Regions from separate parts of the Homo sapiens genome. Here region 1 is linked to region 2. The links are chromatin loops, found by intact Hi-C in ENCODE. Cell type or tissue: heart left ventricle. All regions are shown on one strand. Each heading gives the region's core, and the rest is flanking DNA. Links, peaks and the distances in the headings are about the cores only.

Region 1 (8,334 bases), core at 288-8,287, 230 kb before region 2:
AGAGTCAGTTGGTCAATAAAAGCCTGGAGTTGAAAATGGCAAAAATAATAAATAAATAAATAAATAAATAGAAAGAAAGAAAAGAAAATCTGGGGTCAGAGAGTTTAGCAAGGCAAAGACATATCAGCAGATACCAGACCGGGGACAGACCTGGGGGTCTCTCTGCAGCAGGGAGTAGGACAGGCTGCACAGTTACCCCACCTTGACGTGCTCACACACAGGCTGACCCCTCAACCCCATGAAGTATAGAAGGGAGAAGCCAGGATTTCAAAATTATGAGCATTTCCCACAAAGATCCTGAGTCATCCCACCGAGGAAGAATTCTGTGGGGACAAGCTTATGTTTTCCTCCTCACTGCCCAGCAGGGAAGACTCTCACCATAGAAAAAGAAAGGTGTCGGGCACATGTTTCCCATCTCTCAGCCTCATACAGGCAGCCCTGATTCAACTGTCGGAACTGCTAGCAAGCTCGTGGATGGGCCCCAGCCACCTGAAAACGTGCAGTCTGCGGATGGCACCCTGACCTGGGTCCTATGAGTAGTGACTGCTGATGGGATGCTCTGAAGTTGGCTGAATGTCTCCCCATCATGAGCAGGAGCTCCATGCTGGGTGTTACCTGATGCTGTGTCCTCTCCTCAGCCAGAACTGCCCTCCGTCATCTCACAGAAAACTTTACCTTCCTCCAACACGGATGACTTTTTACACTTAGCATGTGGCAATGCATTTTCCTGCCATTCCTGCTGTATCCTCCTCCCTGGGCTCTGGCATGTGCTGTTGAGTTTGGGGACCTCTGTGCGGGCTGATGGCCACACAAGAATCTGAGGCTCCTTTTTTGTGACTCTGGCTCATTTAGGATCAAGGGCCTATGATGAGGGCTTTGCTTTCACTCACTCAGCTGATGAAAGATCTAGAAATAAAAGTATTTCATTTCTTATGCAAAGTCTGAGCTTCACATGCTGTGACCCACAGTAACCTTCATGGGCCAGGGAAGGGAGCATTCAGGGAAGACCCGCTGGAATGTGAATGGAGCAGGGCTTCCACCCACACCCTGTTGGGACACCCAATCCTCTTCCTGTGGAGATGCAGGAACCTGACACCTGTAAGGATTTACTTGTCTCAGGATCCAGTGGAATGTGAATGGAGCAGGGCTTCCACCTACACTCTAATGGGACACCCAATCCTCTTCCTGTGGAGACGCGGGAAGGTGACACCTGTAAGGATTACTTGCCTGAATTCGTTTGCTTGAGTTTTAACTGAAGAAGAAAATGTGTTTTGGGCTTGTATTCACTTTCTCTTTTTAGTGTGTGGTGCCTGTAAAGACAAAAGGAAAGTTGAGAATGCACAGGACCCAGTATGAATCTGCAACTCTGAAGGCTGGCCTCTGGGGAGTGCGGGCGGGGAGAGCCAGGGGTGGGCGGTAGCAACCATCAGCTGCTTGCAGGGAAGCCTCTGGGAGTGGTGCCATTTCAGGTGGGCCAGGAAACAACAAAAGACCTAGAGGGCTGCACCTGAGGACAAAAAGTGTTTTGAGTAGGTAAAGTGGAGAGATAAAGGCAAAGAGATTGCAGGTGTTCCTGGAGTTCTATAGAAGACCTGGCATTGGAGGAACACGTGTATGGGAGGAGTGAGAGTGTGGTGACATGAGGCATGGAGCCAGTGTAAATAGAAGCCACAACCCGCGGTGGCTCACGCCTGTAATCCCAGCACTTTGGGAGGCTGAGGTGGGAGGATCACCTGAGGTCAGCCTGGCCAACATGGTGAAACCCCATCTCTACTAAAAATACAAAAATTAGCCAGGCACGGTGGTGCATGTCTGTAGTCCCAGCTACTTGGGAGGCTGAGGCAAGAGAATCGCTTGAACCCTGGAGGTAGAAGTTGCAGTGAGCAGAGATCGTGCCACTGCACTCCAGCCTGGACGACAGAGTAAGACTCCTCCATTTCAAAAAAAAAAGAAGAAGAAGCCATGACCCAGTAGGCAGGGAATGTGGCAAATGGCAGGCCAGGGTCAGCAGGGGCACGCTGGAGGGTCATTCAAGGTGCAGTGCAGAAGGGATCGGAGAGTGGCTGTAGTAGCAAGGGGAAGGAGTGGCAGGTGGAGGAGACTTCATGAAGAGGCATCAAGACTGAGTGATGGGCTGAAGAAAAGGGTGGGAAGGGAGATGGGGATGAGGGGAGGAAGAGGCAGGGGACTGATGTGGAGGTCATGTTCTGATGTAGAGGCAGCCTGCCCTTGGCCCAGGCTGGAGAGTCACTGCACAGCTGAGAGACCCTGTCAAGCAAAGAGCGGAGCAACACCCACCAGGCCCACATTTCTGAGCAAGCCAGCGGACAGAGCCGCTGGAGCCGTGCTGGAGTATGACCGAGAGCCCCACTTCCCATTTGTCCTTCCTGTGTGCTATGCGAGGACCTTTAATCCTTGTTGGGCTGATTACAATGTGAAAAGGTTAATTTACTGAGACGATCTGTAATGACTACTGAGAATAATGGCCAAATAAAAAGATATGCTAAAGGAGTTTAGGGAAGAAAAATGTAGCCTGTACTTTGGGATGTGATTGCATAAAATTGGCCTTTACCATTTGGAAAAGCACCTCACTGTGCCTTTCACGGCATTTCATAAACTATGACGTGTGATTGGAGATGCCTTGAGCAGTGCCCGATAAATGACTTTATAGCCATGATTGTGTTCTTCAGGAAAAGGGAATGCTTCATGGAAAACCAGATAAACCTCGCACAGACTAATAGCATAGAATCTGGCCACTTTGGTTGAATTGATCTATTGTGGACGTTTCACATGATTTTTATTGATATTTTTCTCTTCTGCAAGCCTCGGAATGTGAGAGGAATTCTACTACAATGGCTTCATACTGAATTTTTAGTGAGAGGAAAAGCTGGTTTTAAATTGGTGATAATCAGATGTCTATTTTGAGGGGGCGCGAGGGGGATGACAATGGCTAATATGTAATAAAAACAAACACAACCTTTAGCCCCAGATGCCTCTGGGCCCATGAGTGCCTGTCCCTGTACCTGTGGGAGAAGGCCACACCTGCATTTCCGGGGCGAATCGGCATGTTCTAAAAGCAGGTCCTGCGGACACACTTGCACGGCAAATAGGGCCAGGCCCTCCCTCAGCTTTTTAACAGGTGGTGAAGTTTCCACAGGAACTTAATTTTCCTCTTTTTTGTAGGAGAAACTGTTTGTTTCTGGGCTTGAGGGAGGGAATGAAACCAGCAAAGATGAAGAAGTTGAGGACACAGGGATGGGGTCTGAGAGAGGGACCAGCCACAAAGTGGCTCTGTGGGCCACTTTCATGAGTTTTCCCATGTCGCATTGCCCTGGGATTAAAAAAAATAATTGTGATAACAGATACATAACATAAAATTTTCCATGTTAATCACCTTAAGTGTATAATTCTGTGGCATTAAGTACATTCACAATGTTATGTAACCATCACCACCTACCTATTTTCAGAACTTTCTCATCTTCCCAGACATTAACTATCATTGAAAGTGCTCTTTGTTCCCCCTCCCCCAGGCCCTGGCAACCTCTTTTCTACTTTCTGTCTCTATGAATTTGCCTATTTAATTTGCTTTTCCCTACCGGCTAGTAATGAGTGTCCTTGTCCGTGCTCGTTGGACACGTCCTGGGTTTTCATCTGTATTACAGATAAATAGGAAATGACACCCCATGTCCTGGTCTTCATCCAGGTGAGTCACCCACACCACTTTGTCCAGTCTGAACCTGCAAGTGACAGCATGACTCACCCCTGCTGGAGGGAGAGCAAAGAGTCAGTGGTGAGGGGAGGCCTGCATCTTCTTGAAGAAGGTGGCTCTGACTCAGAGGCCCAGAGGAGTGTCCCTGCTGGAGTGTCCCCTGCAGTTCCGGGTGGCTAGTGCTGGCTGTATTAACATGAGCCTTGGGCCAGATGGTGCCACTCCGGGGGCCCTGGCTTCTGTGACATGTCTACTGGCTCTCTGAGCCACCCAACCCAGGAATGGCCAGAGCTCGCCGGCCCTGCCTGTCTGAGAAGAGAAACAGCTGAGTGACTGACATCCTGGGGCCGTGGGCTGGCAGGGCCCTCACCTCTCTATAAGACTGGACTCCCACCAGACGTCTTTGCAGGAGTCACCGTCTCCTCCGGAGGTGCCGCCTTCAATTATCAGCATCCAAGGCCCGCCCACTCTGTCCAGGAACCAGGGCCTGACTCAGGGACCCGAGAGGCAGAGGCTGGTTTCTTGTTTTCCTTCAACGAAGTCAGCCAGCTTAATCTCACCTTGCCTACATCACAGAGAAGATAGGACAGATTCTGGGGACATCCCGAAATTAACTGTGAAGTGTAGACATTTGCTATTGAATAACTTAAACATTAATGTAATTTAGGCCACATGGCTACTGAGCTTTAGAATTTATAAAGCCTCTCTCTGCAGATGAAAATGTTCATTTAACCAAATGGAAAAAATATTTTTACATGTCTCATGTCCATACAAGATTTATGAAGCCCGTGTTTTTATTTATCAAAATGTGTTGTCATGTGGCCAAATTCACACTTTAAGACTAGGCAGCAGGTGCTCAAACACTGTCAATTCAAAGGTGCTGGAAGGGACCTCGCTCAAATTCCTTGATATTGTTTGCCTGTGTCCCCACCCAAATCTCATCTTGAATTGTAGTTCCCATCATCCCCACAGGTCATGGGAGAGACCAGGTGAAGATAATCGAATCATGATGGCCGTTTCCCCCATCCTGTTCTCAGGATAGTGAATGAGTTCTCACGAGATCTGATGGTTTTATAAGGAGCTCATCCCCCACTTCGCTGGGCACTTTTGCCTCCTGCTGCCGTATGAAGAGGGACGTGTTTGCTTTCCCTCTGCCATGATTGTAAGTTTCCTGAGGCTTCCGTAGCCCTGCTGAACTGTGAGTCAATTAAACCTCTTTCCTTTATAAATTACTCAGTCTCAAGTATATCTTCATTAGCTGCATGAGAACAGATTAATACACTCCCCGTGAACTACTCTAAGGAGAGAGCGGGTCTCCACGCGGCCTCGGTGTGTGCTCAGAACTTCTGACACTAGCAACCTGGCAGCCCAGCCCGGCGGGGTTCTGTTCTCTCTGCTGCATGGTTTAGCGTGTGGTCATAGTGTGTGTAGGATGGAGACTGAAGGAATCATCCTTCACGCTGATTCATCTGGAAGAAAAGCCAAGCCCTAATTTTTTAAGCTGAGGGCTCCATGTGTTTATGTATTTAGCACCTCAAGACAGGAGGAAATAATTAGTGGTTTGAGAACACGTTAACAAAAAGCAAGAGCTCTTTCAACCTTCGGGCTCATAATATACGTAATTGTAAAGTAACAAGCATACCAGAAGGAAACAATACTCTTTTGTGATGGGGAGGTTACCCCTCCACCCACCTCCTATACCCCGTGGGATAGCCACAGCATGGACTTCCTGTTCTACCCAGAGCCATAACCAGACAGCTGAATTCATGTATGGTTCCCAGGACAACAGTGGAGAGGGTGCATTTCTTACCTGGGCAAGGCTGGGAGGGATTCCCATAAAACATCATTTTATTTAATTTGAAGTTATTTTCTGGCAGGCTTTTCTTCTAATTTGGAACCTAATATTTAAACAACCATTGCTTAAAACACAAGCTGGTGTCAGAATTTTAAGGTGATGACAAGAGTAGAGCAGCTCTGGGAAAAAGAGAGGTAAGAAGTTCGGTTTTGGATTCCAGCCAAGCGATGGTCCTTTTACTTGTTTATCGATTATGTGTTGGTTCCCAAGGTCGACGAGGACTTGGCGACACCTGATTTTTATGTGGCATTTCACAGTGTTTCACTCCTCATCTTCAAGTTGGGAGGAATCAAATATTTCCCTATTAAAATTTGTTCTTCTACTTAGTGAATTTATGAGAATGAGAATAAAAATGTACTGGATAATTTTCAGCTCTTTGCAAAAAAAAAAGCCCCTTTAGCGTTGCTGTTGAATTCGGCAGCCGTGGCCAGAGGGACTGGGGAAGGGAGAGGTGCTTCTGCTGCCTTATTCATCTCCCCAGGGAAACGGAGTTGCTGGATGCCATAATGAAGGGGCTTTGTTTTTAAGAAGTCGAATGAAAACACTAGATGGTCTTGATAGATGAGCAAATATTTTGCAGGACATTTATCTGTTTACTTTGCAGTAACCACAAAGCGTCTGTAGGGGGAGTTTTCTTATTACTGTTTTTGAGTTACTAAACGCAGAAAATAATTTCAGGGTTTTCTCCCTTTCGTAACTAATTTGCAGTTAGCTATGTTTGGTACTGAGGGTAAAATATTTTTGCACAGACAGTCCTTGCTCCTGTTTCGAAAGGCTGGTCTCGGTGCATCTACGATTGCGGCGAATGACAAGAAAACTTCTGTGGGCATCAGAGGGTTTCAGAGAAACACGGAAAAGTGGAGGACGTTTAAAAATACATTTTGCACATCAGCAAGGTCAGGACTAGGGTGCAGGCAGTGAGGTGCCTAGGTTGCAAAATTTAAGGAGGTTGGGAGTGAGTGCCTGCTGAAATTATAGGCCCTAGGTGCTCCCTGGCCTCCCCCTCCTCCCAGCCCGGGGTGCCAGACATCCAAACTCTGGCTGGCATCCAAGTCCAGCTAAGGGCCCAGGGAGGGTGCGGAGCAGGTAGAAGGAAAGCAGATGCAGGAGTGGGCAGGGGAGGGACAGGGAGGAGGTGCTGGCTCCTCAGGCTCTGCTCTCCTCTGAAATATGGCCTGGAGAAACGGGAGGGAGGCCAAAAGGGAGCCGTAGTCCCAAGCTAGAACCCATGTTTCCATCGGATGAGCCGTGACCATGGGCTCCTGGCTGTCTCTGCCATCTGCCTGATGCTGCTCTAAGAGGCAGAGCAAAGGTGCTGGACAGCGAGTCCATTTAAGTGGGGAGAATAAGCAGGTGGCTGGGGTCTGGTTTTCGGCAGGTGGCCAAAGGAAAGCAGGAGAGTTCCAGGCCTGGGGACTCCACTTAGGACAGGGGACCACCTGGCGGAAATGTCAGTTGCCAGCAGAATGGGACCTGAGGGGAACTCAGCAGGTCTCTCTGATTGTCCCAGGGTGTCTACCTGGATCCTGCTCCATCAGCAGCATGTGCAGGGGCCTGGGGCTCTCCCGCCCGGAGGGACCGTGCTGGGTTCATTGCTGTTGAAGGCTTGCCCCAGTATGCCGAAGCAAGTCTGCAGTGAAACCTCAACCAGTAGAAGGAGGGACTCTGCAAAGTCACCTAACCAAGGACGTGGCCCAGGGAAGGGAACAAATTGAGGCCATGAATGTAATTGACCATATACATGTGGGCAAGGATGAGGAAACAGCGGTGCTCTTATACTCTATAGGTGAAAATATAAACTGGAAAAATGGTTTTGAAGGCAATTTGGCAATATCTGTCAAGATTTGAGAAACATGTCCATTGCAAAGAACTTAACCTATAGATAGGTTTACAAAAACACCAAGAGATATGTTCACTGAAGAATGGTTTGTTAGAAGGGAAAACATTCAAGTAAAGGAACAAAATGAAATTGATCAGGGACTGTTTAAATAAAATATAATATATACATAAATCAGAAAATGAAAGGCCATCAGAAAGGTTGAGGCAGATCTCCATGTGATGACATGGAATGATATTTGCAGTATTTGTTTAGTGAAAGCAAACTAAAACGCAGTGTGTTTAATATTATCTTATTTGTATAAAAACTAAAGGATATGCTTATAGGTACAAAATGAACTGTTGACAGTAGTTGCTTCTGGAAAATGAGACAAAGTGGCTAATGAAAAATAGATTATAGGTTGACTTTCTATTTTTGTCTTTCTTGATTCTTGATTAATTACTTAACGTATATTACTTTTCTAATCAAAAACAAGTTTTGTAATGATTCTGTATTTGTTTTTAGGCTTCAGACATTTAGAAAAAAACAGTTTCTTGGGACCTTGGGATGTTTGTTTTAGAAAGCCACATCTCAGGCTACAGCTGCTGTGTGATTTGGAGAGTTGAATTCAGTTAATCTACAAAAAAAGGAGATGTTTAGTAAGCAAGGAACTGGCCCCAAATTCCACATAATTTTAATTTTCAGGTGTTCCACTTTCCAGTTATCATATTTGACATCTTCTCTCAATGTACAGAATGGAGAATGCATTGCAAAGGACAAGCAGAGGGTCAAGCAGTTTCATGGTTCCAATGGGGCTCACAGATTCTTTGTGCACATCTTTCTTTGGTGCTTGTGAGACTCCAGACAAAATGCACAACACAAAAGGTGGCTCCTGCTCGCTTTCTCCACTTCCTCATGCCTAGCCGCTCCCTGGCCACTCCAGAGATTCCTCCC
Region 2 (8,334 bases), core at 22-8,021:
GTTTCAAGCACATAGCATTTAATTAAATCACATCTTCAGAATGGATTTTAAAGGTTGGGATTTTCAGAGCACAGGGGCCGCACACAGCATCTTGGCCGTGGTCCTGGAACGCTCTGCCAAGATGGCCACAACTCACGGGCCTGCGATTGGGACCAACATTTCATGCAGTTTTGCACAGGATTTCATGCCCAAACCCAGGGGACGTGAGCTTCTGACCCTCCCAGCGCAGCCAAGTGCTTCTCCGGAGGGCAGTGGCAGAGGTCTCTTAGTACGTGGGTCTTTCCAGTGGAGCCTGTGAAGGGAGGGCTCACCCCCCTTTCCTCACCAAAGCACCAGGAGCCATACCTGGGCCCAAGGTGGCTGAGGCTGTAGACCTTCCTTTCTCCCACCCTAAGGACCATCATTATCCAGGGCTTCAGCACAAACACTGCTGGGAAGTGGGAAGTGGGGTGCTGGCGAAGGGCTCAGAAAGCCCATGAGCCCAACGTCTACTGAGGATGCTGCCCTAGGATCCCAGGTGCCAAAGGGTTAGGCTGCCTGAAATAGACGTGCAGGCAGAGCACTGCCCTCCACCGACTTGGAGGACAGCCTGGCTGACCCTGCATGCCCTTTGAGACCATCAACCATGGATTTCCTGGCCCAGCTCTGGGCAGGAGAGTTCTCTCCTCCTGCCTTCCTTCCTCTGTCCATGGCCACTGCCACCACATCCTCTCTTCTGCTACCTCCGTGTTTTTCTGGAGCTCAAAGGGTAAGCAAAGACAGTCTTCTTATTCTCACTTGTCACAAACTGAAAAAGGAAAAGAGTCCTTTGTTAGGGGGCAATCACCCTCATGATGATTTTCTCCCATTCTTTTGAAAACCACAGCTTTAGGAAAATGACCACAACACCGCCTCTGACTTTTCTCCCAGAACTGCTTTTTCACTGCCTTTCTGATGCTGCCCTGCTCCTGCCCAGGTAGATGAGAGCAGTGTAACCAGTGTCACTTGCCGAGCTGGTGGCCATTCTTCAAGATGCAGCTCATTCGCCATGATGTTGGAAGGCCCGGAATGGCCCCCAGTAGAGTGAACGATGCCCTAGTGCTGCACACTCCTGGGCTGCGTCCCTCACCTGTGCATTATAGATCTATACAATCACGCACTGCATAACACTGTTTCTGTCAACTACAGCCCATGTGTATGAGAGTGGCCCCATAAGATTGTAATGGAGTTGAAAAATTCCTTTCACCTAGTGACATCTTGACGATTCTGACCCTGCGTAGGTCTAGGCTAATGTGTGTATTTTTGTCTTGCTTTTTCACCAAAAAAGCTTTAAAAGTTAACAAAAAAAAGTATAAATTTCAAAAATAGAAAAAAGCTTATATTCTTATTCTTATATTCTTATTCAAGAATGTAAAGAAAGAAAACATTTTTGAACAGCTGTACAAGGTGTTTGTGTTTTAAGCGAAGGATTATTACAAAAAATAAGTTAAAAATATTAAAAAATTCAATATTAAAAGTTAAAAATACTAAAAGATGTCAAAAAGTTAAAAATATTAAAACTTTTATAAAGTAAAAAGTTACAGTAAGTTAAGGTTAACTTCTTCTTGAAGAAAAATATGTTTTTTAGATATTTAATGTAGCTTAAGAGTGCTTATAAAGTCTACAATAGTATACAGTAATGTCCTAAGCCTTCACATTCACCAATTCACACTCTCCACTCACTGACTGACTCACCTAGAGCAACTTCCAGTTCTGCAAGCTACACTCATGGTAAGCGCCTATGCAGGTGCACCAGTTTTTATTTTTTATACTGTGTATTTTCTGTATCTTTTCTATGTTTAGACACATACACATACTCATCATTTGCCTGCAGTGTTCAGTATGGTAACATGCAGTACAGATTGGTAGCCTAGGAGCACTAGGCTCTACAATATAGCATAGATGTGCAGTACGCTGTGCCATGGAGGTGTGTGTAAATACACTCTGTGGTGTTTGCACAAGAGCAAAATCAGCTAATGATGCAGTTCTCAGAATGTGTTCTCGTCATTAAGTGACATGACTGTGCTCACCCTCCATACCCACCTCCTTGGATGGTGGGCTCCTTGAGGACAGGGCCCATTTCTTCATCACCTCCTCTTTCTTTCTTCCTCTTCACCCTCATCCAAGGACTAGTCAAGAAATTCAGACCAGAGAAAGCCTTCAATCATGGTTTGGTAAAACAATACAGAATTGCAAGTAGATGAAGAGCATTAACCTGTTTGTTCCAGTTGGGTTGCTGGGAAAAGAAATCATTTTCCACATCATTTTTAATATTACTCTTTGTCCACCCATCCCGAAGGTCATTGAAAGGGAAATCGTTCGCTTGTTCGTTCATTCTATTCAGCCATCTTTGCTGAGCTCTGCTCTATGCCAGGTACCTGGAAGGTCAGGGAGCCCAATGGCCAGAGGAGAGGTAAGAACCCAAGGATTGTATAAAAATGGCTGAGCACAGTGTGGGGAAAGAATAAACAGTGGTAAAGAACCGGCTCCCCACTGCAATTTGGAAAGCATAACTAATCTGCTGGTAAGCCTCAAGGACAGCAAAACGAAAACCGACCCATCTGGAATGTTCTATGGGATGGACAGGGTTGCCAAGGTGCTGCTGAAGAAGCCAGGGTCAGGGAAAGAGGCGAGAGCAAGGAGACATCAGGGGACACGGGAACAATCGCACCAGCCCCTTCTCACTCCACCCAAATGACATTAGTTCTGCTGTTTTCCAGAATATCAGGAAGGAATTAGAATCCCAAAGGCAGGACTTCCAAACTTGAAAAAAACCAAGGTAGTGCACCCAGTGGATGCCAAAGGGTTAAACCACTGTACAAGTTGAGTTAATTATTGATGTGACAGGTTCTCAGTCTGATAATGAAAAACTATGTTCAAATATATACTTTATTATGCTGTATTAAGCCAATTTAAAAATAAAGTCTGCTTAATTATTTTAGTGCAGAGATCATAAACTCAAATGTCCAAAGAGGCAGATGTAGGGGTAGGAAGGTTAATGCAGCCCAGCGGGTATGTGAGGTGGGAGAGGAAGCGGTTCTGGGCCCTGGACGGCAGAGGCCAAATGCTCCAAGCCCAGGGTCCTTCCCACTGGTGTTGCAGTGTGGCAATGTGGGCCCAAGGTTTCTAGGATTTCCCAGCTTTCGGGAGAAACCAGAAACCTACATTTATAAGTAAAAGCTCTTAATTTTAGAATGCCAGTTCTAAAACTGTAGAATGTTTTGGGATGAACAAAAAACATTTGCTGGTTTTAGAAATTGCAAGGCAGCCAACACGTAGGTGAAGAGAGAGCCCTGGTGTGCAGGATCTGGCACGAAGTGGAGATGGAAGGCCAAACAGGACAAAGGCAGGAGGTCACCGGGGCCGGGAGTTGCCTCCTGGCCCTTGAGTTCAGCACCTCACCCAATTTTAAGATTGCTTTTCTAGTTTCTCCAATACATGGGCTGTCAGATTGCCACCATGTTTTAAAGTATTTTTAAATAATAGATGTTTTAATTATATTTCTAATAATTTCTAAATTTCAAGGAAGGTAATTAAGGGTTGAAGTAGTGTCTTTTATTTAAAGGGTTTCAAAATTCTTAACTATCAGATATTTGAAGCAGAAACTCTTTAGCATATGAAATTACATAATAAAAATAGGAAACTGTTTCTAACATTTGCTAATAATGCAAATATTATGGCAAGTGCTATGTTACTGAAGTGCTGCAATGGCCCTATGAGATGGGAACTATAATTCTCTTCATGCTACAGATGAGGAGACTGAGACAAAAAGAGGTCAAGCAGTTGGCTGAACTTCACAAGTTCACTTTTACTTTCTTGAAGTGGAGTTAAAGTCCAAGGTTGCCACCACAACACTATTTTGTATCCCTAACTAAATATGAAAGCAATTTGTATTATTTTGAGGGATGGAAGCCTTTCTTTTAGCAATTTTCAAACAGCAAAAATGAATGCCAGTGCAAGCTTGAACATCATTTCTTAAAATAGTTAGCATCTTTTTCCCCGTCAGAAGCACCTTTCCTAACTCTCATTTTATGCTTGTTGATATTAAGATGTCATTTGAAAGTCATACTCAGTTTGTTACTTATCAGAGTTTTTACGAAGCAGTACACCACGGCAGAAAGACCTCAGACATCGAGGTTAAAGAGGTCTCCGTTTGTATTCTAGCTCTGACATTTGTGAAGTCATGTGAGTTGAGACAACTGACTTAAGCCTGTATCAGTCTTCTCCCCTGTTAAATGGGAGTAATTTCCATCCCAATTGCAGTGCTATGATCCGGATTAGAAACAACATATACAAACTGCCCCCTAGTGGCTGGCCTGGTATAGAGTTTCCTTCTGTTTTATTATTCAATTATAGTGATCTACCTTGAGGCACCATGAGAATAAAATTAGATACATAGAAAATCCACAAGCAGAAAGCTATCACCCACAGCTTTCCACCTGTAGAAAATAAAAGTGACTTCTGAGCTCATTCACCACCCTCCCCAGTGGCCTCTTTTGCCAGGAACCCTGTAATATTTGTGAGTGAGTATTTTGTTGAGGTGGCAGCTAAGAGCCAGGGTTCCAGCCCCGACACTTTCTTTCATTGCCTTGGGACCTTGAACAGGTGGCTTCCTGTCCTTTACATAAGCTGGGCCCTGAGACTCCCCCAGGAGGAAACACGGGCTCCTGCCTGCTGTGAGTCACGGGGCCCTGCAAACTCAAATGAGACGTTCAGGGAAAGGCCTGGAATCTGAAAAGCGCTGCAGAGATGAAGGGATTATTGAGATTGTTGAGATAAAACTCTCCTGATTTTTGCACGGGTGCCCTGTAAAGCTGTTTCCTGAAACATGCCAGTTTACCCTGTGCCCCAGTTTTGCCTGTTTTAGCCCCGATATGAGTGTTCCCCAGGCAAAGGCATCCTTTCCTACGATTTCAGCTCTGCAGGGCTGTTCATGCCACTTTGTGTGTCATGGAAGCGTGGTGGAGGGCAGACAAGCCACAGCATGGGAAGCATCTGCCCGGCCTTGCTATGAATGCCAGCCTCCTGCCTGGGCTTTCCTCCTAGCACCAGCTCCTGCTGCTGAGGGCTGGAGAGAGAATCCCTAAGCTGTCCCTGCCCACCTGCCTGGCTGACGCTGTGGGTGTCTGACAGCCTGGGCCTTCAGGCTCCCCTCACACCTATCTGCCTGGCTGTCACCTCGTCCCTGCATTCCTGCTTCCTGCCACGGGGATGCCAGTTCCCAATGCTCCGCACCTTGGGCTCTTGCACTCAAAGCCTTCCAGGTCCCGCGACCACAGGGTCTGAGTCCCAGAGAGCACACGAGCTTCCATACATGCTCTGCTGGCTTCAGGACTCAGTGAAGTGAATGGCTCCACTGTGACCTGTGGGTGATAAGACTTCGGTCCCCAGCTCCTGCTTCTTTCTTCCCAAAATACCATCCAACTCAGTTCCCAGCAGGAGCTGCCAGGCCACCGACGGGGCATGAGCAGTTTGCATCCTAACGCTGCAAGAGACCCACTTCCTCACCTGCACACAACACCAGGGCGCAGGCCCACACCAGAATCCTCACCGGTCCCTCTAGCTGTCAAGTGCATGACCCAAGCTTCCATTTCCTGTCCATAACCTGAAGGAGTCAGTGGGGACTGGATGGGATGGTGATGAGGTGTGAACGCGCTGGGGCAGGTGCTATACACATAGAGGAGGTACCACACATCCATTCACTTGTTCAGGAAGCATTTCCTGGGCACTTATTGTGTGAGGCATCATTGGAAGCAGAATAGAAGAGCTGCCACTGCCACGTGCACCAAGTGGGGACAGCAAGAGCCCCTTGCACAAAGTGATGCAACACAAGATGAAGGGGGTCCAAGCAGAGGGAGGAGAGGTGGGACAGGATGACCAGGCCAGGCACCACACACACTGCGCCCCTCCACTTGTTGCAAAGAGGTGGAAGGATGCAGCAGCCAGAGAGGCAGACAATTGGGTGGAACGCTCGCTGCCCATGAACCAAGGCACCCCAGATCGACCTCAAGGGCCTTCGTTACAAGCTAACATCTCAGCAGGAGTGTTTTTGGCAGGGAATGAAGGCAGGTTGCAGAAGGAATGGTGAGCAGGAGCTGTGTCTGGGAGAGGGCTGGGCAGAATTGGGCATAGTTAACATGCCCTATGGCATAGTTTGAACTTCTTTACATGTGCACGTATTAGTTTCTTTTTTAATTAAAATTAGAAATTCTAATCAGTAATATTCATGATTGGTAATAGAATAAGAAACTGGAGAGAGAAAAACCATTTCGGAAATTATCTCAAAAATTCACAGAGAATGTAAGTAAGCCCAGAGTAGGCGGTTGGTGGAGAGGCTAGAAAGAGAAAGCTGGAGGTGGGAGCCATCCTAGGCCAGCCCTTCTGTTCTTTATTCTCATTCAAAGATAACTGGAACATTCCAAGGGCAGGCAGCAGCAAGGATGATGGAGCAGAGGCTGCCTGGAGGGTTGTCCTTGACTGAGGAGGCAACCAGTTTGAATTGAGGTTGAATGAGCCTTAGGCTTGAGTGTGGACCCAGAAATTGCAAGGCAGCCAACATGTAGGTGAAGAGAGAGCCCTGGTGTGCAGGATCTGGCACGAAGTGGAGATGGACGACCAAAAAGGACAAAGGCAGGAGGTCATGGGGGCCTGGAGTTGCCTCCTGGCCCTTGAGTTCAGCACCTCACCCAATTTTAAGATTGCTTGTCTAGTTTCTCCAAGCAAGAAGCAGTGATCCAGGGCCTGCTGAGGCTCTTCGATGGTGAGGTGAGCCTGGCTTCCCGAGTGTTCCTTAATTATGTTGCTGGTTTATTAAAATGCTGAGCATCTTCTGCCCTTCTCTGTGCCAAGATCTGCCTTCTCCTTCTACGGTCTGTCCATTAATTCCAGTTCTGCTAGTGGGGCATAGAAAACTCAGCTGGCTGACTGCTACTGTATGCCAATAAATGTGTGCCCAGATCTGTCTGCAAAGCCTTGCCCCGCAAGAGAGTGGCTCCGTGTGGGTTGGGAGCTGGAGGACAGGCATCAGACTATTAAGGGGGGCAACATGGGTGGTGAAGAAATGGAGGAAGGGAAGTGAGCATCTGAACCCCAAAACGCTGCAGAGAAGGCAGGAGAGAAACCAATGGGACCTCAAAGGGGCTTCTAGGCTGTTGTGAGCTGAACTGTGTCCTCCCTAAATTCATGTGTTGAGGTCCTAATGCCCAGTACCACCAAGTGTGATTGCATTTGGAAATATGGTCTTTCAAAGGATAATTAGATTAAAATGAGGACATTAAGGTGGGCCCGGATCCAATATGGCTGGTGTCCTGAGGAGAAGAGGAAATCTGGACACAGACACTGTTGAAGAAAAAATTAACTGAGACACTTGTTCAATTGGTAAGGCCAACTTTATTCATGGGGCCATGTTGAGGGGTACAAGGACCATGGGAAGGAGGTCTTGCAGCACATGAGCATGAGTGACTCCACTCAGGTCTTTTTTTGTGGTGGGGGTGGACAGTGTCTTGCTCTCTTGCCCAGGCTGGAGTACAGTGGTGCCATCTCAGCTCACTGCAAACTCCACCTCCTGGGTTCAAGTGATTCTCCTGCCTCAGCCTCTCGAGTAGCCGGGATTACAGGCACCCACCACCACAGCTGGCTAATTTTATATTTTTAGTAGATATGGGATTTCATCATGTTGGCCAGGCTGGTTTCAAACTCCTGACCTCAAGCAATCTGCCTGCCTCAGCCTCCCAAAGTGCTGGGATTACAGGCGTGAGCTACCGCACCCGGCCTGCACTCAACTTTGACTGCAACAAGGACAAGCAGGAATTTCTACCCAAAGAGCAAGGTTGGCAAGTGAATTAATGGAAAATTACAAAGAGGAAATATTAGGGATCAGAGGGTTCTGGCGAAACTGACTTGATAGAATTATTGCTTGAAGCCAGGCCAGGGTGACAAGATATCCTGGATGGTCAGACGCCAAGGGTGGGGGATTTTCACTAAACTGACTTAGCAGGATTCCTGCTCAAACTGGATTCAACAAACTTTACATCAGGTAAAGAACACAGATGATGCGGCCAATTGTCATCAGCCAGCACCTGCCATGAGCCACCCCAGTGGTGGCATGGCAGGTCTGTGGATGGAATGACCACCGTGGGAGAGACAGAGGCTCCCTGGCCCAAGAGCATGAGCTCTTCTTACCAAGGGTGGTTTAACTGCTGCTGCCCCTGAATGTCCAATCTGCCAGCAACAGAGCCTGGAGAAGTCTCACTGGTTGCTTGGTGGGAGGTGGACTTCATCAGGTCCCTTCACGTGGAAGGGCTAGAGATGCATTTG

Evidence for each region. A loop is a pair of places that touch in the nucleus more often than their neighbours do. Peaks named below come from ENCODE experiments on the same cell type or tissue, not always from the same donor. Only the 100,000 strongest peaks of a DNase experiment are listed, where the experiment ranks them.
Region 1: a loop joins it to region 2, with 2.6 times the contacts of the local background. A loop is called at or near these places in 42 of 110 quality-filtered maps.

What each region holds. Positions count from the first base shown.
Region 1 is chr10:128,625,774-128,634,107 of GRCh38, forward strand. No RefSeq gene overlaps it. Among named protein-coding and RNA genes, the nearest start is that of LINC02667, 280 kb to the right of the region's middle. RefSeq lists a silencer at 613-810 and an enhancer at 3,072-4,271. In heart left ventricle, for the core only: a CTCF peak has its summit at 6,184; a DNase peak (open chromatin) is centred at 3,944; H3K27me3 peaks cover 860 bases.
Region 2 is chr10:128,855,662-128,863,995 of GRCh38, forward strand. No RefSeq gene overlaps it. Among named protein-coding and RNA genes, the nearest start is that of LINC02667, 53 kb to the right of the region's middle. In heart left ventricle, for the core only: a CTCF peak has its summit at 4,328 (motif pointing left); no DNase peak of the experiment used is centred there.